2 separate regions of the Mus musculus genome follow, and region 1 is linked to region 2. The links are chromatin loops, found by intact Hi-C in ENCODE. Cell type or tissue: gastrocnemius. All regions are shown on one strand. Links, peaks and the distances in the headings refer to the core of each region. The heading gives the core; the rest is flanking DNA.

Evidence for each region. A loop is a pair of places that touch in the nucleus more often than their neighbours do. Peaks named below come from ENCODE experiments on the same cell type or tissue, not always from the same donor. Only the 100,000 strongest peaks of a DNase experiment are listed, where the experiment ranks them.
Region 1: a loop joins it to region 2, with 2.3 times the contacts of the local background. A loop is called at or near these places in 9 of 42 quality-filtered maps.

What each region holds. Positions count from the first base shown.
Region 1 is chr17:29,767,064-29,782,182 of GRCm38, reverse strand. No RefSeq gene overlaps it. Among named protein-coding and RNA genes, the nearest start is that of Ccdc167, 58 kb to the right of the region's middle. In gastrocnemius, for the core only: a CTCF peak has its summit at 8,619 (motif pointing right); DNase peaks (open chromatin) are centred at 8,610 and 10,147.
Region 2 is chr17:29,591,885-29,607,003 of GRCm38, reverse strand. Tbc1d22b (TBC1 domain family, member 22B) reads right to left here. Exons shown (of 13, transcript NM_198647.1): 9 at 12,221-12,327; 10 at 11,081-11,156; 11 at 7,038-7,165; 12 at 6,763-6,858; 13 at 196-2,160. The coding sequence ends at 2,032. It overlaps Tbc1d22bos (TBC1 domain family, member 22B, opposite strand), which reads left to right and starts at 10,699. Exons shown (of 4, transcript NR_045447.1): 1 at 10,699-10,788. It overlaps Mir7667 (microRNA 7667), which reads right to left and starts at 11,466; the gene lies at 11,404-11,466. In gastrocnemius, for the core only: no CTCF peak of the experiment used is centred there; DNase peaks (open chromatin) are centred at 9,985, 10,408, 10,574, 10,961 and 2 more places.

The DNA.
Region 1 (15,119 bases), core at 4,802-12,801, 170 kb before region 2:
CGGATCAAACTCAGGTGGTCTGTCAGGGTGGGCACTTCTTAGGCACTGAGCCATCCTGCTGGCCCTAATTTGAATTCTTTCTTTCTTTCTTTCTTTCTTTCTTTCTTTCTTTCTTTCTTTCTTTCTTCCTTCCTTCCTTCCTTCCTTCCTTCCTTCCTTCCTTCCTTCCTTCCTTTCCCTCTTTTTTCTTTCTAAAGATTTTTTTTTATTTTATATATATGATGAGTACTGTATATATTTTATATATATGATGAGTAGCTATCTTCAGACACACCAGAAGAGGGCATCAGATCCCATCACAGATAGTTGTGAGCCACCATGTGGTTGCTAGGATTTGAACTCAGGACCTCTGGAAGAGCAGTCAGTGCTCTTAACCTCTGAGCCATCTCTCCAGCCCCGTTTGATTTCTTGATACAGGGGTCTGTGACAGCTATTTTTGGTTGTCAACTTGACTACACAGATCTGGAGTTAACCAAAACCAAAACCAAAACCAAAACAAAACAAAACCGAAGGGGCACACCTGTGAGGGAATTTTTTTTTTCTTAGTTTGCTTAATTTGCTTAATTTTGTTTAATTGGAAGATCCACTTCTAATTCAGATCTTTGAGGCGGGAAGACACAGGTTTTTGTTTTGTTTGTTTGTTTGGTTGGTTTGGTTTGGTTTTTTTGGTTTTTCGAGACAGGGTTTCTCTGTATAGCCCTGGCTGTCCTGGAACTCACTTTGTAGACCAGGCTGGCCTTGAACTCAGAAATCCGCCTGCCTCTGCCTCCCAAGTGCTGGGATTAACGGTGTGTGCCACCACACCCGGCGGGAAGACACAGTTTTAACCCAGATCTTTTGAGCTGGGAAAATGTTCCTCTAATCTGGGCCACACCTTCTGCTGGAAACTCACATAAGGACATAGAAGAAGGAAGCTTTGGTCTTGGCTTGCTCTCGCTGGTCCACTTCTTCGCTGGCATTAGAGCAACTTCTTCAGGCCTCCAGTGTAGACAGAAGGCCAGCGGAGACAGCCAGCATCATAGACTGAACAACTACGGGATCCTTGGACTTTCTGTTCTCAGCCAGCCATTGTTGGATTCGCTGGACCACAGCCTGTAAATCATCCCAGTGAATCCCCTTTCTATGGATATAGAGAGATTCGTTTTATACCCTCTTTTTACTCTGGAACATTGACTACTAATACAAGGTTTCCTGTAGCTCAGATGGGCCTTGAACTTCTGCTGCTGCTTCATCTCAACGTTAGGATTACAGGCGTACGCGTACACCACCATAATGCCATGCAGATGTGTGTTCTGCATCTGTTTCACAAGAATGAGGACGGGATCCAGAGCATCTCGAGGAAACCCCAGCAGGCATGAGGTTAATTTCTAAGTCCACCTAGCTCCAATGCAGGAGTGTCCCCTCAACCCCATAGCCATCCATCCAGGGGCTTCGGGGGAAGGACCACCACTGAAGAGTTCAAGCCGGCTGGTTCTGCTAAGACAAGGCTTGCTCATACCTGAGCTGTCACGTAGGCAATGGATATAGACAGGGACTGTCTAGGCTCGTTTTCTGTTGCTGTAAGTGACTAGGTTATAAAGAACAGAGCCTCCCATTGCATTCTGGGGGCTCTAGTGACTCGGTCCTCTGGGTGATGTGCTTTTTAATCTTCAGCCACGTTGCCTTCTGGTCACAAGATAACGCCATAGCTCCAGGCGATTCACCTGCGTGTAGCTGTATTCCAGACAGAAAGAAGGAGCAGGCTTTGATCCCGGGGTGCACTCTCAAGTCTCAGTGGCTTTCTCTGCAGCTCTTTGGCCTGAAGTGGGTCACATGCCTACTGATGGACCAATTACTAGTCAAGCTAGGCAGCGTTTCCCAGGCACGTTTCATTTCCTGTGAATCTACCCACGTCCCTTAGCCCATGGTTTCTTCCCCAGCAGAGCCCATGGAAGGGGGTACTGCCATCAGGGTCCTGACAGGTCATGACTGCAGCAGGCTTGACACCTTTCCAGGAGGCCAGGCATTGAGATACCCAGCTGAGGTGGCTCCAGACCAGCCTCCTCCAGGGTCCTCCAACTTCTCCAAACTTCCTGTCTCCTAGGCCTGGCAACCTATCTCAGGGCAAGGGCTCGTACCTCAAGCCCTCTGCTGGGCCCCCTTGTTCAAGCTCAGAAGAATTCCCACAGGCCTGTCTCTGTCGAGCTCTCTGCCAGCCTAGGTGCTGTCTTGAGGTAAGGAGGAGCTCTTCTTCCAGTGTGGAGGCCACTGGGGGATGCTGGGGGAGAATGTGCAAGGGCAGTTACGGGAGGGCAAGGGAAATCAGAGAATGAGTGTCCAGATGAGATAAACATGCCATGAACCAAGTTGCTGTGCTTCAAGGGTCTGGGTCTCCCAAGGTTCCTCAGTTGCAACCTAGTCCCTGATGGTATAAGATGAAGCCTTTAGGCCCTGGCTGGGTAGTGAGGGCTCCACCTGTGAATTCTGTCTATGCCCTTAGAAGAGACACTCTGGTTGGACAGGGGATCATGTCTGTGGTCCCAGCACCAGAAGGCTAAGGCAGGAAGACCAAGAGTTAAGGCTCTTCTCACCAGACCCCAGATGTGCTGGTAGCTTGCCCATGCTCTTCCTTGCCTCCAGGGTGGTGGGTGATACATTCCTCCTGGGTATCTATCTACTTGAGGGGTTTCTACTTTAGGATCCCGAAGAGACTAAGACACTGCGTGTGTTCACATTAGAATGGTCATCCTTCAACTCAGGATTAAGATGAAAACTCTCACCAACCATGCATGCCTCCACTTTCTTCATTCCTAAGGTAGACCCAGAAGCCATACCTAGTATGAAGAGAACCCTGGAGGCTAGGGGTTCACTAGAGGCTCTTGGGAGGGGAGGTGCTGTCCTTATCCAGGAACTCAGGCCCACCCGTCTGTTCCCCGCCCCGCCCCCCCCCCCCTGCAAAGGTCCACAGCTGCCTCTGTTTTAGAGAGCTCCCTCAGCCCGCTTGTCCCATGGCCCAATCCTGAGCTCCTGGCAGCCAGTGACAGCCTGATGGGAGGGGTAGAAAGGCCAGTCTCCTGGCCCCGAGGGTCAGTGTCATGTGATGGTCATACTCTCATGTCCTACCTCCTATGGGTCAAGTCTCAGACCTTCCTGGGGACTACCCTGTCTCCTCTTTGACTCCACCTGAAGTCAGTCACCAGCAGTGGCGCCCCACATCAGACTCTGCTGGCAGGGCAATGTGTCAGGATATCACCTAGGGCTTGTCCATGATGAGATCCTGAGGCAGGACCTGGGCATCCCTTCTACCTCCCGGGGCTCCCTGGGCAGCTCTATCACCTTTTGCTGAGCAGACCACGGGGGTCTGTAGAGGCATGAAGCAAGGTCACTGGACCAGTGGAGGATTTCCCCTTTGCTTAATGTGTGTGTGTGTGTGTGTGTGTGTGTGTGTGTGTGTGTGCCTACAGATGGCCAGAAGAAGGCATTGGATCCCCTGGAGCCAGTGTGGGTGCTTGGAGCCAAACTCTGGTCCTTACATGCTCCTTAACCATTGGGCTATCTCAATAGTCCCAATAGTCCTTGAGTTCCTTTCTGTCAGAGGAGGCAGGCTGGTAAACGGAACGACTCCGCACACTCTTAGAAGGATGAGTAGTGGGGGAAGCAGCCAGAGATGAGCCAGAGACAGGAAAGACGAAGTGAGGGCTGGGATGAAGATTTGGAGGCAGAGTGACCACAGGACAGGCACAGAGTAAAAACCTATTTGTCCTGTTCATTTCCCATCTCACCTCCTTCCTGGAAGTCCCGTGCAGTGTGCCACACACAGTAAATGCGTTGCATTTGGGGAGCAAGAGTCTTGCCTGTAGAAGTCCTCAGCACCCCTTCCTCCCATCCAGTCTCCAGTGAGCATGAGCACTAATCACAGAGAGGAGGGGTGGAGCCTTCCAAGGCTGTGCTACCCAGTCTCCAGAGCCTCAGAACAGAGCTTTCCTCTCTCTCCAGTGGGGATTTAATTAGGTGCACTAATTAGACGCTGAGTGTGAGAGACGGAGATGCAGGCGCCTCTGCGCTTGCAAGCTCAGGATGGCTTTGGGGTGGTCATGCATAGGGAGAGCCGCCAAGGGAGGCTTGGCTGTGCTTGGAAGAACAGAACTAGGAACTAGACCTCTACGGTGCTGTTCCTAGCCCTGTCAACGAGGGAGCACACTGTGGAGCACACTCAGACACATTCACACACATACACAATCACACATTTGTCTATGACCAAACGGTCATTCTATTGTCACACACATGTCTATATGTGTACACACGTGCTCTTACATGCGCTCACACCCGATGCGGGATAAGCAGCAGAGTTTCCTAATTTGTGGGGTTTTGTTTGTTTAGTTGCTTTTCCTTGCTTTGGTTTTAAGACAAGATCTCCTGTAGCGAGGCTGACCTCGAACTTGCTGCATAGCCAAGGATGCCCTTTTTTTTGTTTTTGTTTTGTTTTTCTCTGTATAGCCCTGGCTGTCCTGGAACTCACTTTGTAGACCAGGCTGGCCTCGAACTCAGAAATCCACCTGCCTCTGCCTTTATTATGTGCTGGGATTAAAGGCGTGTGCCACCACGCCCGGCCAAGGATGCCCTTAAACTCTGTATCCCTCTTACTCCTCTTCCCAAGGGCTGAGATTACGGGCATGCAGGGCAGCATGACTGTCACGGCTCCATACGTCAGCCCATCTGAACTGTTCTAGAGTCTTCTTTTCAGCTAAATTCAAGGGTCATGCAAAGAGCCCCCAACTCACCCGATACAAACACCAGCCCTTCGCCTCACACAGATCTCTTAGCAACATCTTCTCTAACCTTTTGGCTTTTCCAAAGGGAAAAATCCTCAGAGTAGAGGCCCCAGTCCCCTGCTGTGTGGCCAGAGTGCCAAGGGATAGAAGTATTGGCTAGTGCCACTCTCAGGGGACAAGAAGAGAGAGAGAGAGAGAGAGAGAGAGAGAGAGAGAGAGAGAGACTTGTAAGCCACATACCAGAGTCAGTGTGTAAAATCAACATGAGCTTGGGGGAAATTAAAATAGCTCTCTGAGCGCTGAGTATGGAGGTACACCTTTAATCCTAGCATTCAGGAAGGGGGATGGGTGGCAGATCTCTGTGAGTTCGAGGCTAGCCTGCTCTCCATAGTGAGTTCCAGAACAGCCAGAGCTACCTTGTGAGACTCTGTCTCAAAGGAACAAAGAAGAAAGACCTCTGAGCCTCCATCTGTGTAACAAGTTCAGGCTATGTGGGATACAAGTAAAATCTCACGTTACATTACCATGCAACCTGCTGAGCTCAGGGTCTGGCATGCAGTCCGTGCTCAGTAAGGTTAATCCCACCACAGCCCAGGCAAAGCCAGCTTCCAGAACAGGGTCCTGTCTGGCCTTCGGGCCTGGCTGCCTCTTGCCTGCCTTCCCTGTCTCAGAAGACAACAGGTCATTAGGACAAATTTGATCGAAACGACGCATGGATTAGCATGTGCGAGGCAAAGTCTAATTCTGTTTACTGTTCTGGGGTAGCACACAATTATTACAGGAGCTGGGACAGAGTGTTTTTAATAACATTCCTTGTTAAGATTTAATTACAGGAAATTGCATTTTCTTAATCACTGAAAACTCAACTGGCTAGGAAAAGAATCGTGATAATTTTGTGTGTGGCTTATTAAGTTCTTAGGATATTCTTTCTCTTACATTTTTCTTTTATTATGTGCTGCTGCTAAGTGCTCTTTAACCCTTGGAGTTCCGGATACCCCTGTCTCTCCTACCCCAGGCCCTAAACTCATTTGCAAGCTGGGTGTCAGAATCCAGGAATCAAAGAGAGAGCACACAATATCAGAATCCAGCAGCTGGGGCCGAGAGACCGCCCTCCACTCTTGTACAGAACTAAAGGTTTTTGGGGTTTTTTTTCAAAGATTGATTGATTGATTGATTGATTATTCATATGAGTACACTGCAGCTGTCTTCAGACACACCAGAAGTGGGCATCAGATCCCATCACAGATGGTTGTGAGCCACCATGCTGGGAATTGAACTCAGGACCTTCAGAAGAGCAACCAGTAGTCTTGACTGCTGAGCCATTGATACACGGTATGGTGCACCCGTATCAGACACCTTACAACCGCCTCTAACTCCAGCTCCGAGGGGTCTGATGCCACCTTCTGGCCTTTGCAGGCACGCACGCACGCACGCACGCACGCACGCAGGCACACACAATTTTTTTTTTTAATCCATCTGATCTCAGGCACTAATCCCGGCAGCCCTTCCCCTTTAACAGCTACCAACATTGTCCGTGAGTTTCTGGCTAACAGACTTCCAAGTGTCAGGGTTTCTTACCCGGGGAAGGGAGTTTGCACCAGAGGGGGGGTTGGTGGCCACATGTCCTGCTCTCCTTGGTCTCTGCTTCCTCCCTGCGAGTCAGAAAGTCTGGCTAGGCTTGAACTGTGAAACCTCCCCCATCCTCCGAAATCTATGAAACCCCCCCCACTTCCATCACATGGGCCCTAATATCCTCTCTTTAGCACCCCAAATGCTGTCATCAATCTGCCTGAATGTCCACCGTGTTAATAATTCATCTAATGAATCTGTCTCAGTGTTCTCTTGAGCCCTCATCCCAGTCCTCTCCTGACCCAAGGAAGCACGTTTGGGACAGCAGTAGCATGCTCACTCAGCCTGTAGTATATGGACCTCGCTCTGGCCTTTCTGGGAACCTTGTTCCTTGGCAGGTCCTCCTGCCAGAAGTCTTCGGGAACCCACAGAAATGAGTTTTACATTCATGGGCACGACTTGGAAATCTGGAGCCTACACTGTGTGTCCTGAGACTGAGAGCCCACCTTTGGAACTCTCTGTCCCTTGCCTGCCCTGTCTCTCTGGGGCAGACAGAACCTTGGGGCATTTCCTACTAATTGGCAAGCTAGGAGATTTCCCTCCTGCTTGATTGTGCTCCAGGTGTGGGATTCTGAAATCGGCACAAAGAGAGCTCTATCCCGGGTGCAAGGGCTCTTTCTGCTCCTCTTTCTGCTGCCTCTGTGAGTGTGAGGGACACAGGAAGGGCAGCAGTCAAGAGGAAGCAGGGAGACTAAAGGCATCAAGAACCATAGCCCACTGGTTCCTTCAGGAAACCATGCAGGAGGGATGCTGGCAAGCTAGCCACTGCCTCAGCATCACGAGGAGCAAAGCTTACAAAATCAGTGTGAGACCAAGAGAGACTGGTGATGCCTAAGCAAGAATTCTTTAGCTAAAAGGACTCCTGGCTCTAAATATCTGGATTCCTGTCACTCTGGGTGAGTACGAGCAAGAGTGCGCACACACGTGATGTGAAGGGACCTTTGGCCCCCGTCACAGCTCCATCCCTGTCTCTTGGCCCCATGACCGTCAGATGCATGGGCTACAGCCCCACGCAGCCTGTCTTAGGGTTTTACTGCTGTGACAGACACCATGACCAAGGCAACTCTTTGGAAGACATTTAATTGGGGCTGGCTTACAGGTTCAGAAGTTCAGTCCATTTTCATCAAGGTGGGAGGATGGCAGCATCCAGGTAGGCATGGTGTAAGAGGAGCTGAGAGTTCTACATCTTCATCTGAAGCAGCTAGTGGAAGACTGACTTTCAGGTAGCTAGGATGAGGGTCTTAAGCCCATATGCACAGTGGCACACCCACTCTAACAAGGCCACACCTCCTAATAGTTCCATGCCCTGGGCCAAGCATATACAAACCATCACACAGCCTTCCCTTCAGAAATCATCACCCCTTTGGCAAATAAGCCCCACTTGTATACAGCATAAGGCTCCCTGGCAGCAAATGGCACCTAGTCCTCTTGGGTCTCTGTGTAAGAGAGAAAGAAGAGTCATGAGTCACGGAGACACAGACTAAAGTTCTGAGTGGAAGGGTCTGATCTGACACATCTCTGAGTCTTTCTACTCTCCTCTAAACTTGAACCCCCAGCTGTCTTAATCCTGCCCTCCCTTCAGCCCCCCAGTGGCTGCTCTGTTCCCTCTAAGTCGCTTTGGTGTCTTTGTTCTCCTGGCTGGGGAAAGCAGTCTTGACAGCCTTAACCCGGTGGCAAAGTGCGGGACTTCAAAAGAGGCTTCAAGGAGCTGATGGATAATAGATGGCTGGAAGCATGAATGATACATATGTAGATAAATGATGGATAATAGGGTCTGCATGATGTACGGGCTGCTGCTAGGTAATAGGTGTGTGGATACACATGGAGAGAGGGAAGGAGGAGGGGAGGGAGGAGAGAGGGAGACAACAGACATAGACTGAGTCCATACCATGACAAATGCCTGGAGACTAGATAGGCAAGGAGGCCAGATGGGAGAATCTCAAAGGGAACTTCCTGGACTCAGGCCCAGAGGAAAGAGCCATCAAGTGGGCAGAGACACCCAGAGCCTTCAGTGACAGTTAGGAACTATCCAGGCATCCATGACAGATAGCAGGATGGGACTGATCAGAAAGGCCACCATCTCACGGACTGATGATGATAATGATGGATGTGCCTGGAGATAATGAATGGCTCGACCTGCTGATAGATCAAGTTGCCTCCCGCCACCTTGCTCACCCTGTGCTCACCCTGTGTGACTGGGCATGGCAGCGGTGGTTGCTGCTCTTCTGCTACCCACAAGGGGGAGCTCGCGTTCGGGACCCGGTCAGAGATGGTTTCCGTGACGGTAGGACCACGTGATCCTCCTCTCCTCCCTCCCATTCCTCAGGTTCATAAATGGTCCTGATTGAAAACTGCTCCCCATGGAAGGGCAAGAGAAAGGCTTCACGGTAAGTTGCTTGGCCTAGGTATCTGAGCCATTCCCTGTCGCTCCCCTGCGATGTCCCATGTCTTCTGGCCATGCTTTAAATCCTTCCCTTTTCTCTACCTTCCTCTTCCTACTCCCTAGACGCCAGTTCCTCCCTCAAATAGCCAGTCAAGTTATTGTTCTTGGAAATGCAGAGTCTGATTCCAAGAAGAGTGGGGCTGAAGTTGGGTGAGCTGATGAGCTCTTCCTTCGAGCTGAGCCCAGCATGAAGGTTCAAGCCTGCTCCAGCAGCCCCAACACCAGCGGGTAGAGAGAGCAGGATCTGTGATGGACAGCCTTGTGAGGAACCTTTCCTGGGATTCAACTATGGTACAAGGGATAAGACAGGAGAGGACCTGGGAGTGGGGTTAAAGAGAATACTGGGATTCTGTGAGAAGAGTTGTCAAGAGTTGAAGCCCAAGTTTCTTGGTAGCTCCTGGAAGGGCCAACAGTCATGCAGAGGAGACAAAGTCACTGACTGAAAGAAATGCATTCCCAGGGACCTGCAGAACATTCTGCAGGGAAAGCCCAGAAAAGTTCAGCGGCTAGTTGAGCAACCTACTGCCTGGCAGCGACAGCTCTGTGGCTACCATCAAACTCAGGGAGGAAGGTTATAAGAGAAGACTCTTAGCAGGGGTAGCTAGCAGTGGGGAGGGATTTCCCTTCCTCTATGTCACAGCCCTCTTATATGTCTTGAGAGCGAAGCAAACCAACTGGCACACCTGCTCCTACCTGAAGGAAATGCCAGCAAAGTAGCTTTAAGCCACAAGCAAGACACCAGGCATGGTGGCACCTGCCAATCTCTATGAGCTTGAAGCCAGCCTGGTCTACATAGTGAAAGCCTGTCTAAAGAAAGAGAGAAAGACAGAAAGAGGGAGAGAGAGAGAGAAAGAAAGAAAGAAAGAAAGAAAGAAAGAAAGAAAGAAAGAAAGAAAGAAGATAGGAAGGAAGGAAGGAAGGAAGGAAGGAAGGAAGGAAGGAAAGAAGGAAGGAAGAGAAAGCAACAGGAAAACAAGCACAGAGGGGGAGGGGAAAAGGGAGGGATAGTCGGACAGACAGACTGACCAAAGTTGACCAGGATGGGCCAAAGTTCAGAAAGGCTGGGTCAGCCAAGGCAGAGTGATGCGGAGTGGGGCATTGGAGGCAGCTCCATGCTCCCAGGGTGAGAGCCCTGGAGGAGTCAGCATGAGAGAGGGACACTGGGGCAGATCACAGCAGGTCCAGTTTGTCTTGGGATGGTTTTGAGCAGGGGAGTCTCAGGCTCAGATGTGGAATGAGGAGGGTGGTTTCAGAGAGTGTGAGAGCCTGGGAGTCACTCAAGGAGCCTTGCATGGTGAAGGTGGATGGCAGAGAGCCATGACAGTATGCTGAGGCTGGACAGGACCCGGGAGGAAGGAAACAGATGGCAAAATGGACGTCCAGACAGCATTCTGTGCGGGGGCAAATGGCTATTTCACACTCTGAAAGGTCACATGGAGGGAGAGTGGGCTTAGGGAAGGAGTTTCAACTTGGAATGTGCTATGTTTGAGGCGTTCAAGACTACCCAGCCTCGGGGGCTGGAGAGATGGCTCTGCAGCTAAGAGCACTGACTGCTCTTCCAAATGTTCAAATCCCAGCAACCACATGGTGGCTCACAACCATCCATAATGAGATTTGATGCCCTCTTCTGGGGTGTCTGAAGACAGATATAGTGTACTCACATATAATAAATAAATAAATCTTTAAAGAAAAATAAAAACAAAAAAACAAAAAGAATACCCAGTCTCGATGGGCAGTGGTGGCTCACGCCTTTAATCCCAGAACTTGGGAGGCAGAGGCAGGTGGATTTCTGAGTTGGAGGCCAGCCTGGTCTACAGAGTCAGCTCAGGACAGCCAGGGCGACACAGAGTAACCCTGTCTCAAAAAAAAATTACAAACAAACAAACAAACAAAACAAAACAAAAAAACAAGAATACCCAACCTCGCTTCCAGGAGCAGTTGGAAATTCTGACCAGAGTCTATGGGCCAAGGCTGGACTCCCAGCCTCCACTGTGGCTAAAGACCCTGTGGGGACCAGAGCTGACTGGCCAGGAGAAAGAACTGGGCCTGGATCAGAAGAGGCAGTGGGAAGAACCTGATAGGGTGGCTATGTCCCTGGGAGAAGTACCGCAGTGGGAGTGGGGAGTGTGAGGTCACAGACAGGACACAGGAGGCAGCAGAGGCAGATGTGGAGCAGCTGAGAGCATCTATGAGAAGCGCTGAAGGTGCCTGTGAAGTTGGCAACAGTACGTCATGCCTACTAGACATCTTATTAATGATCCAGTTTGGCAGGAAGCAGGGGTCGTTCCATCTGAGTCATTCAAGGACAGTTTAATGAGGGTGTGGGCTGGGAGGAGAGAAACCGGCGAGGGATGCTAACTGTCCAGCTAAAGTTTAAAGAGGGGTGCCCCCTCCCCGGCATGCAATCCGTTGGAGTAGTAGCGTCCCTTAAAACTAGAAAAGATGTGGATAGACTCTGAAGGGGATCTAACAATGTGTTTATTACATTTGTGTGTGTGTGTGTGTGTGTGTGTGTGTGTGTGTGTGTGTCTGCCTCTCTGTCTGTGCCTGCCTGCCTGCCTGCCTGCCTGCTAAGACATGGGCTTGGAGGAACAAAGACAACTTTGTAGGAGTTGGTTCTGCCCTTCCATTATGTGGTTCCTGGGACTTGACTTAGGCTGTCAGGCTTGGCGACAGGTGCCTTTACCCACAAAGTTATCTCTCTGGCCCCTTGAGAGGGACTTCTGGTTTTTCAGATCCAAGAAAAATGGAGGGGAGGAATCTTTTCCTCTTAGTCTGTGTCAGGCAGGGAAGAGGGACTTACTTCAATGGTCAGGGCCAGCCACAAAGATGCAACTTGTGCTGGTTCAGGACATGGTCCTGGCAGATGCCAGCTCTCCCCAGCACATCCACCCCAGACCGGCTCTGAACCCAGTTGGTAGGGGACCAGCATTCACAAGGCTTGGGTTCAATCTGCCATACTGCACAAACTACCGGCGTGGGATTACATCTGTAGTCCCAGCATTTAGGAACTCGAGGCAAGTGAATCAGAAGTTCAAGGTCATCTTCAGCCACCTAGTGAGTTCCAGGCCTGCTTGAGACACGTGATACCCTGTCCCAATCAAGCAATCAATATCAATCAATCAAACAGTAAGATCCTAGCCCAGGTAGGATCTTACAGTGACCACAGGCAGCATCATTAGTAAGATCGGGCATCGCCAAGGCCAACACCCTGTGGTCTCTTCCTCTCAGCATCCATCTACCTGACTGCGCACCCCTCCCTGGTAAGACCTGCCCCCTCTCATCCCAAAGGGAAGACCTGTGCTTCCCTGATGGTCCCAACAGCAAAGTTCTAAGTGGCCCCAGTTCAGGTCGCCATCCCCACCCCAGAGTGAATCATTCTGCCAGCAATATGGGGATCAGAAATGGAACCGGAAGTCGGTGAAAAAGCCACCTTAGGCTCCCTCGGGGAAGTGAGAGCAGCTGCAGAGGCAAGGCTGCTGGAGTTAGAGCCACACGCACCCCCATGTTTCACTGTGAAGAGAGGTGTGAGGGGGTGGGAGGAGGGGATGTCTTCGGTTTGCTCAAGGCTGGGTGTGTGTGTCAGAAACACAGCAGAGGGAAAGGTGGTTTATCAGATAAAGATTTAAAGATACATGCCGCCAAGTCCTGAACCGGCATGACTTGAGTTCAATCTCCAGGACCTACCCGGTGGAGGGAAAGGTGACTCCCAACAGCACAGACGCACACACAAACATGAAATTTTAAATAAAATCTAAAGGACACAGAGATTTGTACTCTTCCTCATACACGTTGGGTACACGTACATGATTAAGTAAACATATGAGATCTTGTATCAGACAGGGTAGGCCAAGTTACACTGCAGTAAGGAGTCAGATCAAACCGCCAAGTTCAGTTCTGGCTCACGCTTCAGGCCCTCCTGGGCTTGGCTCATCATAAACAGCCCCAGGACCCAGGCAGGCTGTCGGAAATGCTACAGCTCACACCTGCGGGGCCGGGGCGGGAAGTGGGGGGGGAGGAGACATGATCTTGCATGCCTCTGAGACACAAAAGTAAATTCTACTGGCTAAGAATGCTGATTGGCCAGAACTGGTCACATGGCCCTTCCAACCACAGGGGTAGTCAGGAAGTGCTACCTAGAGGCTGGGAGCCCCAGCGAGTTCTCAGCAAATTGTATCAATGACTGTCATGCCTACATATAATTGGCTTATGTATGTGTACTTACATGCATGCATGCATGCACACACAGGCTCTCTCTTTTCTCTCATACACACATACACATGCACACACACAGACTCGCGCACTCACACACACACATCCCATGGTCATAGACTTATGTCAACTCCCTTTGCCCAGCCATCAATGTCGAAAGTCCCTAGCGAGGTGCCTGCTGTCATGGACACCTGCACCCACATTTTGTCCTGACTGCTGCCTTCAGCTCTTCTGCCTGGTTCTCGGGGCCCCACCATTCATCTCTGCTCTGGGTTCATTCTTCCAGTCTCCCTTCCCTGGTGGTCCTCCCCTGTGGTCCTCCCCTTCTGCCAGGAGGAGGTAAAGGGGACAGCTGTGTGTTTATGCAGTGATACTGCACCACCGACACTTGCTTCAGGTTTCTGGCTGGGGTGTTAGAATCCCCTCCCTTTCTCTTCACTTGCCTTGTGAGCTCTCTAAGCACGAGCTGGTGACAAACAGAGGGGCTGTCTCAGCTAGAAGGGCAAGGGGGTGAGACCCAGAAGATGTGGGGGTGCAAACAGAGCAGGCAGGGACAAAGAGAGCCAAGACGCAGAGTGCAGAGGCAGGGGAGACATCTCAGTGGGTAAAGTGTCTGCCGCACAGGCAGGAAGGCCCGAGCCCGAATCCCCAGCGAGCATGAACATCTCCAATCCCAGCGTTGGGCAGGGCCAGAGGCATGAGGACCAGGCTGGCCAAACTGGTGAACTTCCCAGAGAGCCAGAGAGCTTCTCTCCCAAAACCAAGTGGGGAGCAATGGGGTAACTCACCGAATACCTGGGCCCCATGCACGTGTGCACGCAAACACGACGAAGGCTGGAGAGATGGCTCAGCGGTTAAGAGCACCAACTGCTCTTCTGAAGGTTGTGAGTTCAAATCCCAGCAACCACATGATGGCTCACAACCATCCGTAATGAGATCTGACGCCCTCTTCTGGGTTGTCTGAAGACAGCTACAGTATACTTACACATAATAAATAAATAAATCTTTAAAAATAATAATAAATCATATAGTGCAGCAGAAAGACTCGGTAACGCAGACAGACAGCATGTGGGGGCCAGAGGACAACTCGAGGGAGCCAGTTTTCACGGGTTCTGCAGGCTGAACTCAAATTGTGATGCTTGCCTGCAAGCTCCTGTACCCACTGAGCCATCTCGTCAGCCCTAGGATGAACTGAAAAGTAGAGAGGAGGTGTGGCCCTTTCCAAGCAAGCAGCAGAGATTTGAGGCTGGGGGTCTGCTTGAGGCACAAGCAGGGGTTTCCTTGGAGATCTTTCTGTTGGAGGAGTCGGCTGGGGTCTGAGCTGTGTGGTACCCCAACTGCTTATGCCTCAACTCTAGGGCCTGCTTGTGTGTGACTGTCCTCTGAGCCAATCACTCACCATCTTGAGGAGTTCAGCTATACCTGCTTATAAAGGCTCATCCCAGCTGGATTTGCTGTTTGTGCCCCCCACAGGGGTTGGGGAGGGTCATGAGACCCTCGCCTGAGTATTTGGCCCGTTGTACGTAATTCTGTTCTAACTGTATGTGGCCTTGGGACAGAGCTAGAGTGTACACAGGCTAGGGAAGACTAGGGAAGTGGAACTTGAACAATTAGTGCTGCTGTGGGAAGTCGGCCCGCAGTTCCTGATGGGTAAAGACTTTCTGGTGTGGCATCTTAGGGAGGGGAGGTCCCTGTTAGTAACCCCTCAAGTATGCTCTGGAAGGAACCTAGTAAACTCCTTGGCTTTCCCGGAGTGAACTTTGGGGGAACTGTGCCTCAGCTTGTTATTAGACCTTCAGAGGAGTGGCGATCTCCCTGTGGGAAGGAATTTTAATAGTGCTCTAGCCAGATGGTTGTAGGGAGAAGTAAGACAGACAGGAAGCAGACCCTATTCTGTATGGGAGCAAAGGAATGCCAGGCTGGAAAGGGAAGCAAATCTCTGCCTCTCCAGAACCCAGGCCTAAGCAAAAACCCAAGCTGTTCCTGCAATACTCTTCCGCCATTCCCACCCCCCAGCCGTCCATGCACCTGCAGATCTGCTGCAGACAGACAGCTGCAACTCCCAGCTACAGAATGACAATCCA
Region 2 (15,119 bases), core at 4,171-12,170:
CACTCTACACCACTAAGCCATTGCTCTAGCCCTGATGACCCCCCCACCCCCAATACTTACAAGCACCATCGAACAAACCAAACCACACCAGGAAACCAAAGCCCCGACGGAGGAGGAAACACCATTTATTTACAGTCCATTCACTTTATCCACAATTTCCCAGACAGACATAAACTAAAAAAATAAAACCACCACTTGGGAACACAAGTCTCTGTCTTTACTCAGTGTGTCGGAGGGAGGGTCAGAGAGTGAAGGAGGCTACTGAGGTGCAGGAGGGGAGGGTGGGGGATGGGAAGAACGCCTGAGAAACAGCCTGGCTGAGGGAGCTAACTCACAGGGGTGAGGTGTGGCCTGAGGTGAGTGACACAGGAAGTGAGCTTCACGGTGTCACACCTGGGAACTCTGCCTGGCACCCCAAGGGGACGACAACCACTGGCCTCCATCCTTTCTCCACTACCAAATGCCAGAACTCTAGCGTGTGTCCTTGTCCCCTGAGCCTCGGGGTGTGATGGTGGCAGTAGGGGACACTTAATGCCACTTTCCAGGAAGAGCTCCCGGTCTTGGGGACACACAGGGACCTTCTCTTGGCACTGACTTGTCACCAGCTCCGTCCTGACCACAGTGCTGACTTACACTGAGAAGACAAAGGCTGGGCCGGCAAACCTGAGGGAGCCCTTCTGCCTCTACAGTCCTTCCTGGGGTGAGGAGAAGGGAAAGACAGAGGCCACGGAAGGATGGAAGAAAGGGGAGAGGGGGGAAGGTGGAGACACTGATTGTTGGCCACACCCTCCAGCCACCTCCTCCAGGCCCCAGGCCCCTCCCCTAAGCATCTTCATCTGTGCTGATGACCTAGCTCGCTTTCACGTGTCGATGCACGCTATAAATATAAAATCCTATCTGCTACAAAGAGGACATAGATTTGTACACCTTTACCCATATACATAATAACACAATTTATACATAATATCTTGGAGTGCTTCACCCTGGAAATAGGGTTCCAAGAGGTGGTTAAAACAGAACTAAATAACCCTCTTTCTCCCTCCCCGGCCCTGGTCCCTCTTGAGGGACCATCAGATGCTTGGTCCCTGGGGTCCTTCCCAACCGGTTCTGATGGGTTAGTCTGGACACAAATTCAGACATGTGACAAAATGCTGATGGGCTTGTACACACACACACACACACACACACACACACACCACGCACACACGCTCACACAGTCATGTGTATGTGTGCGCGCGCGGGCACACATACACGCTCACATACCCACACTCACATACATACAACTCATGCACGCGGGTGTACATACACACACACACATACTCGGGCACACTCCACTCACAAGGGAACAGATAATCTGTGAGGATAGGACAAACATATTTCCCAGCCCTTGAGCACAGGCCTGACTCCTCCGCCTGAGAAGGAAGGGCTCACTCACTGTGTCACTGGCTCATCTGGGACAGGAGGACTGGGGGGGGGGGGGGGGATGAGGGAAAAGGAGGGAGGTGCGGAGTGTTTTGAAAACAAAGTGTCTCTGACCAGTGACCAGATCAAACTGAGTCACAGAAGCAACAGCACAGAGCCTAATGTTCTATGCCTTGGGCATTTTAGAAAATGTGTGTTTTCCTTGTTTAAAAAAAGAAAGTAAGAGAAAGCGTCACCAGCTGGTTCCCGGGCAGAGCCGGCCGGCCGCGGGTGCGTGTGGGACACTGTGGGGCAGACCCGGGGCCTCCCCTTTTTTTGTCCAGTGTCTTCCAGAGGGAAGGACAACTCTCACCTCCTCTCGGCCCTCTCCCAGAGCCGGGCCTATCCACACGGGACAGAATACTGACAGTCGTCCCAGACACACCCAGAGACGAAGTGATGGATGCTGGGAAGTTAAGACCTGGGTGGCGGTGGTGGTGGTGGCTGCGGCTGCGGTGTGGGGCGAGCTTTGTACAGCAGGAGTGGTTCCTGGCCGGGGTCCACGGTGGCCACAGTGATGAAATTGCCATCAGAGATGGGGGCAGTCTGGGTCCCCAGGGGAGACAGCACCTATCGGCGGTAGTGGTTGGGGGCATCTGCAAACATGTACTTGAGTCTGTAGGCCTCAGCCAGCAGCAGCCCGATCTCCTCATTGCCCCAGTGGATTGTGGGCAGGTTCTGCAGCAGCATGAGGAGGCCCTGTAAGGGAAGGCAGGCCTTTGGTCTCTGTGAGCCTGTGTCTGAGGAGGACCTCCTCCTGGACCACGTGAGCCCCACCATCCAGCCGGCTGCCCCCTAACATCATGATCATGCAGCCTCGAGTCCTTGATTAGCCCAAGAAGTCTGACACCCTCTCCCCCCCAATTCTCTGATACACAGGCACGTGCCTCTTCAAAACACTGGTAGCAGAGATTGAAGCCAGCCACGTGCCAAGAGGAGGCACCACGTGCTTGCCGCCGCAGGGCCGCAGGGTGGCTCTTACGGCAAGCTGGTGCCTTTGCCCTACATCTGCTTCTCAGCTGGACTTGGTTGTTTTGGTTTTTAGAGTTCACTCATTCGTTCATTCGTTTTGGTTATTCAGAACTGGGATAGTTCTCCTTTTTTTTTTTTTTTAATTATAAAAAGATTCATCCTAGGGCTGGTGAGGGGGCTCAGCTGGTAAACCGCTCCCGTCAGGAGCAAGAGTCCCTGAGTTTGATCCCAGTACTGTAGGAGGTAGAGGCAGGATTCCTGGGGCCTGCTGGCCAGCCAGCCTCACCTAAATGGTGCGCCTGTCAAGAGACAGTGTGAGCTGGAGGCATGCTGAGACTCCTGCTATTCTCCCAGAAGATCTGGATTCGATCGACAGTACCCCCGAGTACCCCCATAGGGACTTAAAACCATGTAACTCCAGTTCCTGGGGATCCAACGCCCTCTTCTGGCCTCCAATAGGTTTCAGGCACACATGTGGTGCACAGGCATACATGCAGGCAAAACACTCATGCACAGTAAATACATTTTTAAAAAGTTAAGCCACGTGTGGTAGTGCATGCCTTTAATCCCTCCCCACCCCCAGGCAGATCTCTGTGAGTCCCAGACCAGCCAAGCCTCCATGAAGAGGCCCTGTCCCAGCAACTTTCTTGGGCTGTGCCTGTTCTCCGTGGAGTGTATGCTTGTATGTAGTATGCAGAGGTCAGAGGTCACCCTGCGGGAGTAGGTTCTCGCCTCCTACCAGGTGGACACCAGGGACTAAACTCAGGTCACCAGGCTTGGCCGCAATCACCTTCACCCGCTGAGCCATCTTACTGGCCCTCTTTCACACCCTAACCCTTACTGGAAAACTCTACTATTTCTACAATGATTCCATGCTTTTGTGTAACTTGTAAACAAAACCAACAACAGTGGCCTGGCTAAGGAGAAGAACGCCATTTCTGGGATGGGAGCCATTCTGACCTCTAATCCTAGTGTTACCAGATGCTTTCTAGATGCTTCTGAATAAACTCTATCCCTAGTAAACTGCTCCTTCCTTTTCCCTCCTCTCACAGAACGAGGATTAGCTGTGAGGAGCTGCTCTGCCACCTCGTGGCAGAGACTGGAACTGCAGCTTTCCACCTCTCCCGGCTACCCATCCTTAGCACAGCAAAAAGTGGAAAATGGTCTTCAGATAAAGATGGAGAAACCGAATGACGAATGACCATGACCAAAGGGCAGAGGTGCTGGTCACAAGTGCAGGTGATAGAAGAGACATTGCCAGAAAGACACTGAAGACTTTCTACAAAGTGGTTCCTTGGGTAAAGTGCGTAGTCAGGTGAGATAACACAGGATTGAGCCTGTCTGTAGGGCATGCACTAGAGGGAAGCCGGCCACCACCTTTCAGAGAAGAACTCTAGGAGCCCAGGCTCAGGTACATGCTGGAACCCAACCATCTCCAAGGAAAAAGAACTGGGCAGAGAAGGAACTGTGGCCACAAATGAGGACTGGGAGAGGCAATGAGACAGAAGGCCAAAGAAGGGAGCACTGTCTGCTTTCGCAAAGGATCCTGGTCTGGTTCCCAGCACCCACATGGTGGCTCATCATCTGTAACTGCAGTTGCAGGGGATCTGACGCCCTCTTCTGGACATCATAGGTACTAGGTACACACGTGGTACATGCATATGTGTCGGCAAGACAAATACATGAAACTAAACCAAACAAAAAACTTAAAAATAATAAATCCTGCAGGGTGGTAGTGGCTCATACCTTTAATCCCAGTACTCAGAGGCAGAGGCAGGTGGATCTCTGAGTTTGAGGCCAGCCTGGTCTACAGAGTGAGTTCTAGGACATCCAGGGCTGCACAGAGAAACCTTGTCTTAACAACAAAAGCAACATCATTTTTAAAAAAGGAATTGGGCTGGCGAGATGGCTTAGCGGGTAAGAGCACTGACTGCTCTTCCAGAGGTCCTGAGTTCAAATCCTAGCAACCACATGGTGGCTCACAACCATGAGATCTGATGCCCTCTTCTTGTGTGTCTGAAGACAGCTACAATGTACTCATATAAAAAAAAAAAAAGAATTAATAGCAAATGAACTTAAAACTGTATCTGATTAACTCAGACATCTTGCGTAGACTCCCACTTCAATGTTCCAATGGTTCTCTGTGGATGTCAGGTGGACTCGGCTGTGTCACATACCTTCTAACCAGGAAAGTCCATCTTAACAAGAGCACCAGGGTTCTCTGACCCGTCAGGGCAGGGTTCAAACTGGTGCCTCACTGAATGTCTGCATAGGACCTGCACCTAGGCAACTGTCCGCAACTGTACCCTGGGTCAGGGACGGATCTGTCACTCTTGCTCCTCTCTTGCTTTCTTGCTTTCTATCCCGCTTCTTCCCCCTCTCTCTCCACGTGCTCATGGCCAGCCTCTACTCCTCTACTTCTCTACTCTCTCTCTCTGCCTCTGCTACCCTCTTGACTCCCCTTCCCATGCCCTGAATAAACTCTATTCTATACAAGAAAAGAAAACGAAGGGAGGGGAGGGGAGGGGAGGGTGGATTTGTCTTCTTGAGCTCTGTGGCTGAGGTCTAAGACACCTGTGGCCTTGCACAATCGTATTAAACTCTGACCAGCCCAAGCCTGATGGTTCACACTTGCAGCTCTGCACTCTGGGAGTTTTGGTGGTGGGAGGGAGGAGGAGGAGGATAAAAAGTTCAGCGTCATCCTCAGCTACACGGGTGGTTTGAGGCCAGCCTGGGCTACATGAGGGAGGATGGATATATCTATATATCTATATATATAGATAGATAGAACAGGATAGATAGATGGATAGATAGATGATAGATAAACCATCTCTTATATGCATTTAAAAGGACTGCGATCCCTAGGCCTTGAGCCCCTTGCTCCTGCTTCTTCTTATCAGCTCTGAGTACCAGGCAAGTTCAGTCTGGGGTCAAGTTCAGGGCAGGGCCAGCTGTCAAGAGGCCTGACGTCATAAGGGAAGTGGACATTTCAAGCCCTCACGGACTCTTGCATAATCCCTCTCCCCAAAAATCCTGCTTGCTCACTGATCTGCTTCTTCTAGGACCTAGACTGGCAGCAGAGGGCTATCTAGGCCTCTAACTGCCAACTCAGATACCCGGTATTCCCAAGGCTCAGGCCTGGCAAGCCAGGCCCCACCTGCTTTTGCAAATGGCATTTTAGTTGTTGAGCCATCTCTCCTGCCCCTTAAACCAAAGGCTTCTAAGTTCATGTGTCTAGTCCACCCTGGCTCCTAGAAGCTGAGCCACAACATTAACATTTGTACATTTATTTACCTAGGCATCTCTATTTGTATGCATAAAGTTCTTTCTCTTCTTTTGCAATAGGGCCTCGTGTAGCCTAGGCTGGCCTTAAGCTTGCAAAAGAGCTAAAGATATACTTGAACCCCTAACCTCTCCCTCTAACTTTCCCGAATGCTGGGATTACAGTAGGCACCATCACACCTAGCTGACATTTCAAATCCAACATTCCCAACACCGAATCCCCGAACTCCCTACCCCCTACCCCTCAGCCTCCATCCCGGAGTCATTCTGGTCCATCTCTCTGTGTCACAGTCCAAACACAGCCCATCAAAGAGCCTGGGCAGTGGATACAAAGGACCCCAAACACGGCCATGTACACCTCTGCTGTCACTACCCATAGCCAGACCCCTTGGAGAATGACAGCAGTGTCCTGGGTGGCTGCTGTGCCCACACTCCCCACCTCCAGCCACTGCACAGAGAAGCAGAGTGGCCTTCAAGGGCGTACCCACTCCATTCCTAAGACCTGCCAGGAACAGCTGGGCGCTCACAGCAACTTCCTGCCCTACCTGCCTTCTCTGACTTAGCTTGCTCTGCTCTTCCTCTGGCCACCTATTCAGGCCTCGTTTCATAACCCCTCAAACTGCCAGGCACACAGCTGACATAAAGCCTCTAGGTCAGTCACGCCCTCTGCCCCAGTGGCCATATGGCTTGCTCCCTCACCCTCCTCAGGCCTCTGCTTAAATGTCGCCTTCTTGGTGAGCATATCCTGACTGCTTCCTTTGAATGTGCAGCCTCCCTTCCTACCGCTAAGGATCCACACAGGTTGCTGGGCCTTGCGGTAGTGTGTACTTAACCCCAGAACCTCTGGCACCCCCGTGACTTTGTCTACTGCCTGTCTTCCCTCAGCATGTGGGCTGTAAGAACGGCCCTCTGCCCGCTTCACTTCCCAGGACGTCCTGGGCCTCCGTAGTGACTCACAGGCCATACCTGTAACCAACAGCCACGAATGAGTGGATGATGAGTCTCTCGGGCCCGTGCGGCCACTCCGCAGCCCTTCTGCCCACTCACCTGAAAGTCTTCCTCATCCAAAATCTCCTTCCTCCACTTGATCAAGAAGGCGGCGCAGACATAGAGATGGAAGTGCGAGAAGCCTTCTGGCTCAGACTGGGAAAGAAAACGAGAGTCAGGTAGGCCTCAGGGCCCCAACTGTGAACCTCTCACAGCTTAAAACCTCTTGTGTGACAGAGAACATGGGCTCAAGAGATTCCAAAGGCAGACACAAGACGAAGGTGGGTGGAGAGGCTTCACGGGGATAGCTGGGAGAGGGAGGGGTCCCTCCATACCTGGTACGTGTCCCACAGGCGGATGGTGCAGCGTAGGGGAAGTTCCCGCATCAGCAGGTTGTTCATCCACCGAAAGGCAAACTGCAGGTACTCCACCTCGTACCTCCTGAAGTGACTGTGTACCTGCTCTGAAAGCGGCACCAGGTCAGAGCTACCAGCAGGCCTCAGGGGCCAGGAGCAGGTTCTCTTTCTTACCAGCCCCTCCCACTGTGGGCTGACCTTTGACCCCCCAGTGCCACTCACGGCTGACGTCAGCACATGGCCTATGGCATGCCAGGCATCTCACCAACCCATTCCCAGGTGCCTGCTGCCATCCTGGCAATGCACTGGCCATGAAGCAAGAGGCATGAGGTAAACTTAGCTGCTTGGGCCTAATCATTCTTCAGGGCAGGGCCAGCACGGAAAGGGAGCCTGGAGGCCACCTTGGCCAGCTGCCTTCAGCATCCCTGACAGACGGCCAGCAGAGGTGGCTTCTTTCTCTTGGGTTTTTGTTTTTGTTTTTGTTTTTTTCGAGACAGGGTTCTCCGTATAGCCCTGGCTGTCCTGGAACTCACTTTGTAGACCAGGCTGGCCTCAAACTCGAAATTCGCCTGCCTCTGCCTCCCGAGTGCTGGGATTAAAGGCATGTGCGACCATGCCCGGCGGCTTCTTTCTCTTAGGAGGAGACTCACCAGGAGATCATTCTACAAATTCAGTAGAAGCTAGCTGCCACCTGCCACTTGGCTCCTGCCCTGGAATCTGCATCATATCCTGAGCAAGTTAAACAAGCCTGGTCCCTACCCTGCATGACGGCTTCGAAATTAATGCTCGACAGGTGGGCTTTTTGTTACTGATGTTTTAGGATGCGCTTGTACTAAAAAACCATGCAGGCGTGTGTCTGCGCGTGGGCATGTGCATGTGAGTATATGTCTCTGTGTGGGCACGTGCACATGAGCACAGTCAGGGGCATCAGAGTGCCAGGAGGTACAGACAGCTGTGAGCCACTGCAGCTGGGTGCTCAGAGCTGAACTTGGGGCCTCTGGAAGAGTGAAAAGGGCTTGTGACCCACGAGCCACCTCTCCAGCCCCGCTGGTGGGATGCTTTTAAATCACGGTCTTCTCATTTATGAAATGGGGCAATCGGAGGTCAGCAAATGGCTCAACAAGGAAAAGGCATCTACCATCACGCCTGACAGCCTGACCCCGGAACCCACCTGACAGGAGGAGGTAACAGACTCCTGGGCATTGTCCTGAAGCCCCCTCCATGAGGTGGCATGTGTGTACCTGTCCCCAGAAGCGTTGGGGTTCTTCATGTTTTGTTGGTTGGTTTTTTTGTTTGGTTGGTTGTTTTGTTTTTTTTGGTTTTTCGAGACAGGGTTTCTCTGTGTAGCCCTGGCTGTCCTGGAACTCACTCTGTAGACCAGGCTGGCCTCGAACTCAGAAATCTGCCTGCCTCTGCCTCCCGAGTGCTGCCACCATGCCCGGCGTTTTTCATGTTTTAATGAGGATTAAGTGCTCACATTTCAGAGGGCTTTGGGGAGGAAAATGAGAAGGTGAGTCTGTGCAATAATGCCTGACTGCTCAGTCCAGGGCTTCAAGAGGAGCAGTAACAAGGGTCGCTTAGGGGGCATGGGGACTTGCTCATGAAGGGATTGTGAGGTGGTTGTTGTTGCTGCAGTCTTTCTAATGAGAAAGTACATAAATCATAAGAGCATGGTGCACATTTATTTTATGTGTGTGTGGGGGGGGTGTTTGTGTGTGGTTGGGGGAAGATATGTGTGTGTGTGTGTTTGTGTATGTGGTTTGTGTGTGGTTGGTGGGGGGGATGTGTGTGTGTGTGTGTTCTTGTGGAGGTGAGAGGACAACTTGCAGTAGTCTGTTTGCTCCTTCTACCATGACAATCAGGATGTCAGGCCTGGCAGCAAGCATCTTTAGCCCAGTGAATCAGCTCCACAGCCCAGTGTACACATTTTTAAAAACCCCACTATTTTTAATCTTCATGCCTTTATTTACCTAGGCCAGAAAAAAAAAAGGAGGTAGACAGCAGAAGAAACCACTGACTTTGCCGTCTGGAATCCATCTGATGACCAGCCCTGGGGGCCATTTAGTTCCCCAAAAGAGGACAGCATGAAAGGCTCAGGGGAATGATGGCCTGTGGGGCAATGGGCTATGCACAGACAGCCTGGTCTCCAGTCCAGCTGAGGTCTTGAACCCCGGTGGTACCCGATGGGTGGTAATTTCTACCTACATGGGACGGAAGGCATCTGATCATGTCTCCTGGACCCCTGGCTCCTGTCGAAGTTACCACCCCCACAAGAGAATCATGTGGCTAATAGTCTCGTAGACAATGTCCCAAGCTTCTGGCATTCTGGCTAGACTCCTCCACAGTTACCTAGCAACAACAAGATAGCAGCCCACTATAAGAGGGGCTGCTTGGCCCCTCCTCGCTCTCTTTAAGCTTTCTTCTTCTCTAGCCTTTCCTCTTTTTCTCTTCCCCCTTCTCTCCTTGTGACCATGGCCGGCCTCTCCCTCTCTCTTTCTACCTTCTCTCTTTCCCCCTGGCTTTCTACAACAAAGCTCTAAAACCATAGACTGTCTCTGCTCACAAGGCCCGCTGTGCTTGAACGATGGGATAGGCTTTCTCTTAACGATCCGTGTCTAACCTCCCGACAGAAGGCCTTCCTGCGCTCCAGCCATGGACTGGACTAAGGACTCTTGCCTGCGTGGGAACCACCCAGTACCCACCTTTCCCCTGCCCTCTTCCCTTATCTCCGGGGCCGAGTGCCGCCCTGGGGCCCCTATTCTGTTCTCAGCTCCTCTGTCATATCCAGCGTGGGATGCCAGAGACTGAGAACCTGGTACCAGGAGCTGCCCCTTGTCCACCCCCTGCCATGCGGGGTCAGTGGCTTCACACAGCCAGATGCCCATCCGGGGCCGAGTGGAAAGTGTCTGGCAGTCCTCCCCCATCTGCCCGCCCAGAGCATGGGAACCCTGGCGGGACGCGGGCACTCTCTCCTACTCCCCTCTTCCCTACACACCCACGGCCTCACAATTGGCCCACTATAGAGGCCAGCGGCTGGGCAGGGCAGGGAGGCCCAGAGGGAAAGCACGCCATTACCCCGCACAGAGCTATTGTGAGGGGCACGTGAAGGTGCACACCAAGGCTCTAGGTCGTGGAAAGATGAAAGAGCAAGACAAACCAAGGATGCTCCCATGACCAAGAGAACCTGGGAAGGAGTGAGAGAGAGCCAACTGGGTAGGGAAAGGAGGGATGGGCAGGAAGTCCCACAGCAGAGACGGGGAGGCACAGATGGCTGGTACAGTGGCTGGCAGCCCTGAAGATGCGCTCGCTGGCCTACAGATCTCAGGTCACAGAGCCCCCTGCAAGGTTCACACTGCAGGGAAGAGTAACTCCTAACCTTCTCTGTCTGTCTGGCCACAGTGTCCTTGTCACTCGGGCTTCCTAGGTGCCTGCCTGGCCAGAGCTGGAAAGCTGCACTCCTATAAGCACCTGCTCTTCCCAGCTATCTGCCTCCCAGGGAGCTGTGCCGAGCTTTTCCAGCCCATTCAGGTCCCAGCAGGTCAGCCAGGCTTGGGGAGCCTGTGTTAAGCCTGGGATTGTTATGTGACCATGTGACAGGCAAGGTCAACCCTCAGACTGCATGCAAAGGCAACGGGAAGCCACTGGTGGCTCAGCAACAGAAGGGCACAGACAGAACACTGCTAGAAAACCCTCTCAGGATGACGGTTTGAAGGAGGACAAGGAAGAGAATGTAAGTCCTTCTAGGAGGAAGGTGTCCAGAGCAAATGGCTGGACCAGGGCTGTGGACTGGGAAGGAGAGGGGAGGGGCTGGGGCAGAGCTGAGAGGGAACTGAGGCCACGGTGACAGAATGAGGTGGAAAGACCTTGGGAGAGCTCACAGCCTTCCCGCTGAGCTGTGAAGACAGTGATGCCAAGGCAGTGTGCCACAAGGACTGACTGGGAAGGGAGCCGAGGAGGACCGAGTGTCACAGCTTAGGTGGGACCTGGGCTACTACTGGAGAAGTCCCATCCTCCCAACCTACCATCGATCCGGCTGACGAGCTCTTCCAGCGCCTTGACCTTCTTCTGGATCCCTGGCTGTGCAAACGTGTAATTATCCTGTGAAGGACACAGAGCCAGGGTGAGCAGTGTCCAAACCAGCTGCTTTCTACACCTAGACAGAGCTCATAGAGACAGGCTGCTCTGTCGTTATTGCTGGTATGTGCGTGTGCGCCTGTGCCAGCATGTGTGTGTTACCCAGGCCACGGAGATTTCAGGTATCATTCCTCACAAACATCTATCTTGCTTTCTGAGACAGGGTCTCACTGAGACTGGAGCTCAAGATTAGGCTAGGCACCTCCCTCCCCAGTGCCATCTCTGCAGTCCCTGAAGCATATTAAAAGTATATCAGGGGCTAGAGAGATGGCTCAGTGGTCAAGAGTGCATACTCTCTTCCAGGGTATGGTTCCTAGTGGCTCACAACTACCTGAGACTCCAGATCCCAGTGATCCAACACTTCCAGCCTCCAAACACCTGCACTCGTGTGCACATACCTATACACAGGCTGGAGAGATGGCTCACTGGTTAAGAGCACTGGCTGCTCTTCCAAGAGGACCCAGGTTCAATTCCCAGCATCCACATGGCAGCTCACAAATGTCTGTAACTCCAGGTCCAGGGAATTCAATACCTTCACACAGACTGATGCATATATGTGTGTGTGTGTGTGTGTGTGTGTGTGTGTATGTGTTTGTGTGTGTGTGCAAATACCAAAGCACATAAAATAAAAATAAGTAAAATATTATATATATATATGTATATGTAAAATAAACATATATTTTAAAAGTTCACCAAGGCTAACAGCTAGGAACGGTGTTTGGAAACAAAGGGATTCCTAAAACTGCAGCATATGGTGAAAGGCTGGAGGAGGCCTGCCCTGGGGTTGGCCCACAGGATCTGGGTACACAGTAGGGCCCAGGGGCCTCTGTAATGACAGCTAGTGCTGCACAGTGATTTTCTCAGCCCCGGAGGGATGCTAGCCCACTGTCTAGTGAAGCTAATAGAAGAGGCAGAGGTGCGCTGGTGGGGGGTGGATGGGAAGTGTGTGTGGGGTCTACCTCACACAGCAGAGCAGTAGGGAAGCAGAAGCCCAAGGCAGCGCTGGGCCTGGCCGGGGGGCAGCTCACCTGTATTCCGTCCAGCAGCTTGCTCATGCACCAGAAGCTGTCGGCTTCAATGCTTCGCAGCATGTCCTGAGACAAGTTGGTCACGTCAAAGTTCTCCACGTCCTCTTCTGCAAAACAAAAGGTGAAGCAAATTCAGAGGCCTTATCTAAACACAGAGAGGGGCACAGCACCCACTACCTGCCATGGGGTTCTTCAGGTCCGAGAGAAGCAGGGGACTTGATGTGGAGGGACAAGCCTGCCCTTCTGCTCAAGTGTGTCTCAGAATTTCCAGGGGTCCCATGACCCCAGCCGGGCCACTTCTCACTGCAGCCCAGCCTACCTCATTCTCCCTTGGCATTTATCATTAGATTTTTTTTTAAAGTGACCACTCAGGACTGCTGCTCAACAGGCTACCCCACTCAACCCAGGAACAGTGCACAGAAACTCTTTGATTATAGATGCACAGTGAGCTGTGTACCACATTCACAGGACAGCTGGGGCAGAGACCCTGGTCAGCATAAGGACGGACTCCCTGAGTGCTGGCATCAGAAGGAAGGTGAGCCAAGCCTGTGAGTGCCTCTAGGACGCAATTCTACCGTGCTGGTATTTCCCACTGCTAGAGGATACACACACACACACACACACACACACACACACACACACACACACGGTCCTGTTGACAAATGCCCTTGTGAAACATTTCTCTCTATCACCATTTTAGAGACCCTGTGAGACCATATATATATATCCACAGCACACAAAAGGATGCCAGCAGTTACATAAGGTGTCCACAGAGCTTGAGCACAGGGCCACGGGGCCACGTTCAGAGAGAAACACTAACTTAAAAGTGTGTGTGTGCATGTGTGTGCACACGCGCATGTGTGTATCTGGTGGGACCTACAGAGGACAGAAGAGGGTGTCAGATCCCCTGGTGGAGTTATGGGTGGCTGTGATTGTGGGTACTGGGAACTCAGGTTCTCTGGAAGAGCAGGAAGCTGTCTTAACCACTGAGCCATCTCTCCAGCCTTACTGTCTTCTAACTTCTCATGGAAATTCCAAGTAGTAGCAGGGATGGAAGACTGTCTGGTCCAAGGTCCAAGCAGACAAGACAAGGAACCCAAAGGAGAGGGCCATGGGCATCCCATCTATGATGCTTCTGTAACTAAGCCTTCTTGACATAAAGAGGGGCCCAGTAAGACAGGCTCTGCCTGCCCACAAACGGAGCACCCACATGCCCATCTGAGGCCCTTTGGCTCTGCACACAAGCCAGCTTCTCTCCTTAGACCCATGGGCACTGTTTAGAAACAAATGTGTTCACTACATGCAGTCCTCTTCATGTGCGGGGCTAGAGGGGCACAGACGGCTGACAACATACACTCAGAATCCCAACATTTAACAGTTCCTGGATTCCTGTTCTGCTTGAAGAACGGTATTTTCTTCAATCATATTATATCTTAGCACAAGCATGTGAGCGCACACGCACACATATGTGTTACCACAGCATGGGTGTGGAGGTCAGTGGACAACTTGTGGAAGCGGCTTCTCTCCTAAAATGTAGATCCTTTTGGACTCAAATCCTCACTCGGACTTGGCAGCAGGCACCTTTACCCACTGGGCCATCTCACCTGCCCAAGAACTGTCTTTTGTTGTAGCTTATATGAACATCAAGGGTTATTCAGAGACAGAGACAGAGACAGAGACAGAGACAGAGACAGAGACAGACAGAGGCTGGTGGGGACGGAGGAATACTGGGTCAGAAAAGCAAGGCTGGGAAAGACAGACAGAGTTAACAGCTATAAAATAAGAACCTTCACACCCCATGCACAGTAGGCACACAGATTATTTTAAGTGAGGCTTATCAGAAATGATAAAGCTTTTATAACAGTGCAGGAGGCATGGGAAATCATGCATGGAGCAAGGAGTGGTACTATCCCCAGCAGACTCTCAACTGCAGCCATGAAGTATTCATGTGTGCTTACACGAACGAACGGGGGCAGGAACAAAACACATCGCTGGCCCACTGTGCCTTTAATAAAGGGAGAATGAAGGATTTGTTTTTCTTTAAGTTTTTTTTTTTTTTAAAGATTTATTTATTTATTATATGTAAGTACACTGTAGCTGTCTTCAGACACTCCAGAAGAGGGAGTCAGATCTTGTTACGGATGGTTGTGAGCCACCATGTGGTTGCTGGGATTTGAACTCTGGACCTTCGGAAGAGCAGTCGGGTGCTCTAACCCACTGAGCCATCTCACCAGCCCTTTAAGTTTTGCTATACTTTTAAAAATTGCCACCATGAAGCATAATTTTTATAGCATTCCCCAAATGTGCACAATTTCTGAGGGGGAGCCACCCTCACTGCAGCTGCCTTCATCACCCAAAATGCACAAAGACTTTGTAAAACAATGGCAACCTTGCAGAAATGAGGAAGTCTGATACCACATAAAAATCCAATTGGGAGATCACATATAAAAACAACAACAACAAACACAACTTCCAAGAAATATGATTTCTCTAACTTAAAAATTATGCCCAAGCTTTAACTGGGCAGTGGTGGTGCACATCTTTAATCCAAGCCCTTAGGAGACAGAGGCAGGTGGATTTCTGAGTTCGAGGCCAGCCTGGTCTACAAAGTGAGTTCCAGGACAGCCAGAGCTACACAGAGAAACCCTGTCTCGAAAAAAAAAAATTATGCCATGGTTTTGGGGTGGCCATATGCATTATTTAAATTAAGTCAGGCCTAAGACTCCAGAGACCTCTTTTTATGCTGGGTTACATTTCTGGGCTCTTCCCAGGCTGCTGTGCAGACCTCCAGCTCAGTCCCGCACAGGTGGCCTCCAGTACTCTCGGCTCCTCCTGGAGCAAGCTCACAGCTCGCCTCTGAAGCTTACAGTCACAACTACTGTCCTGTCAAACTGCTCCA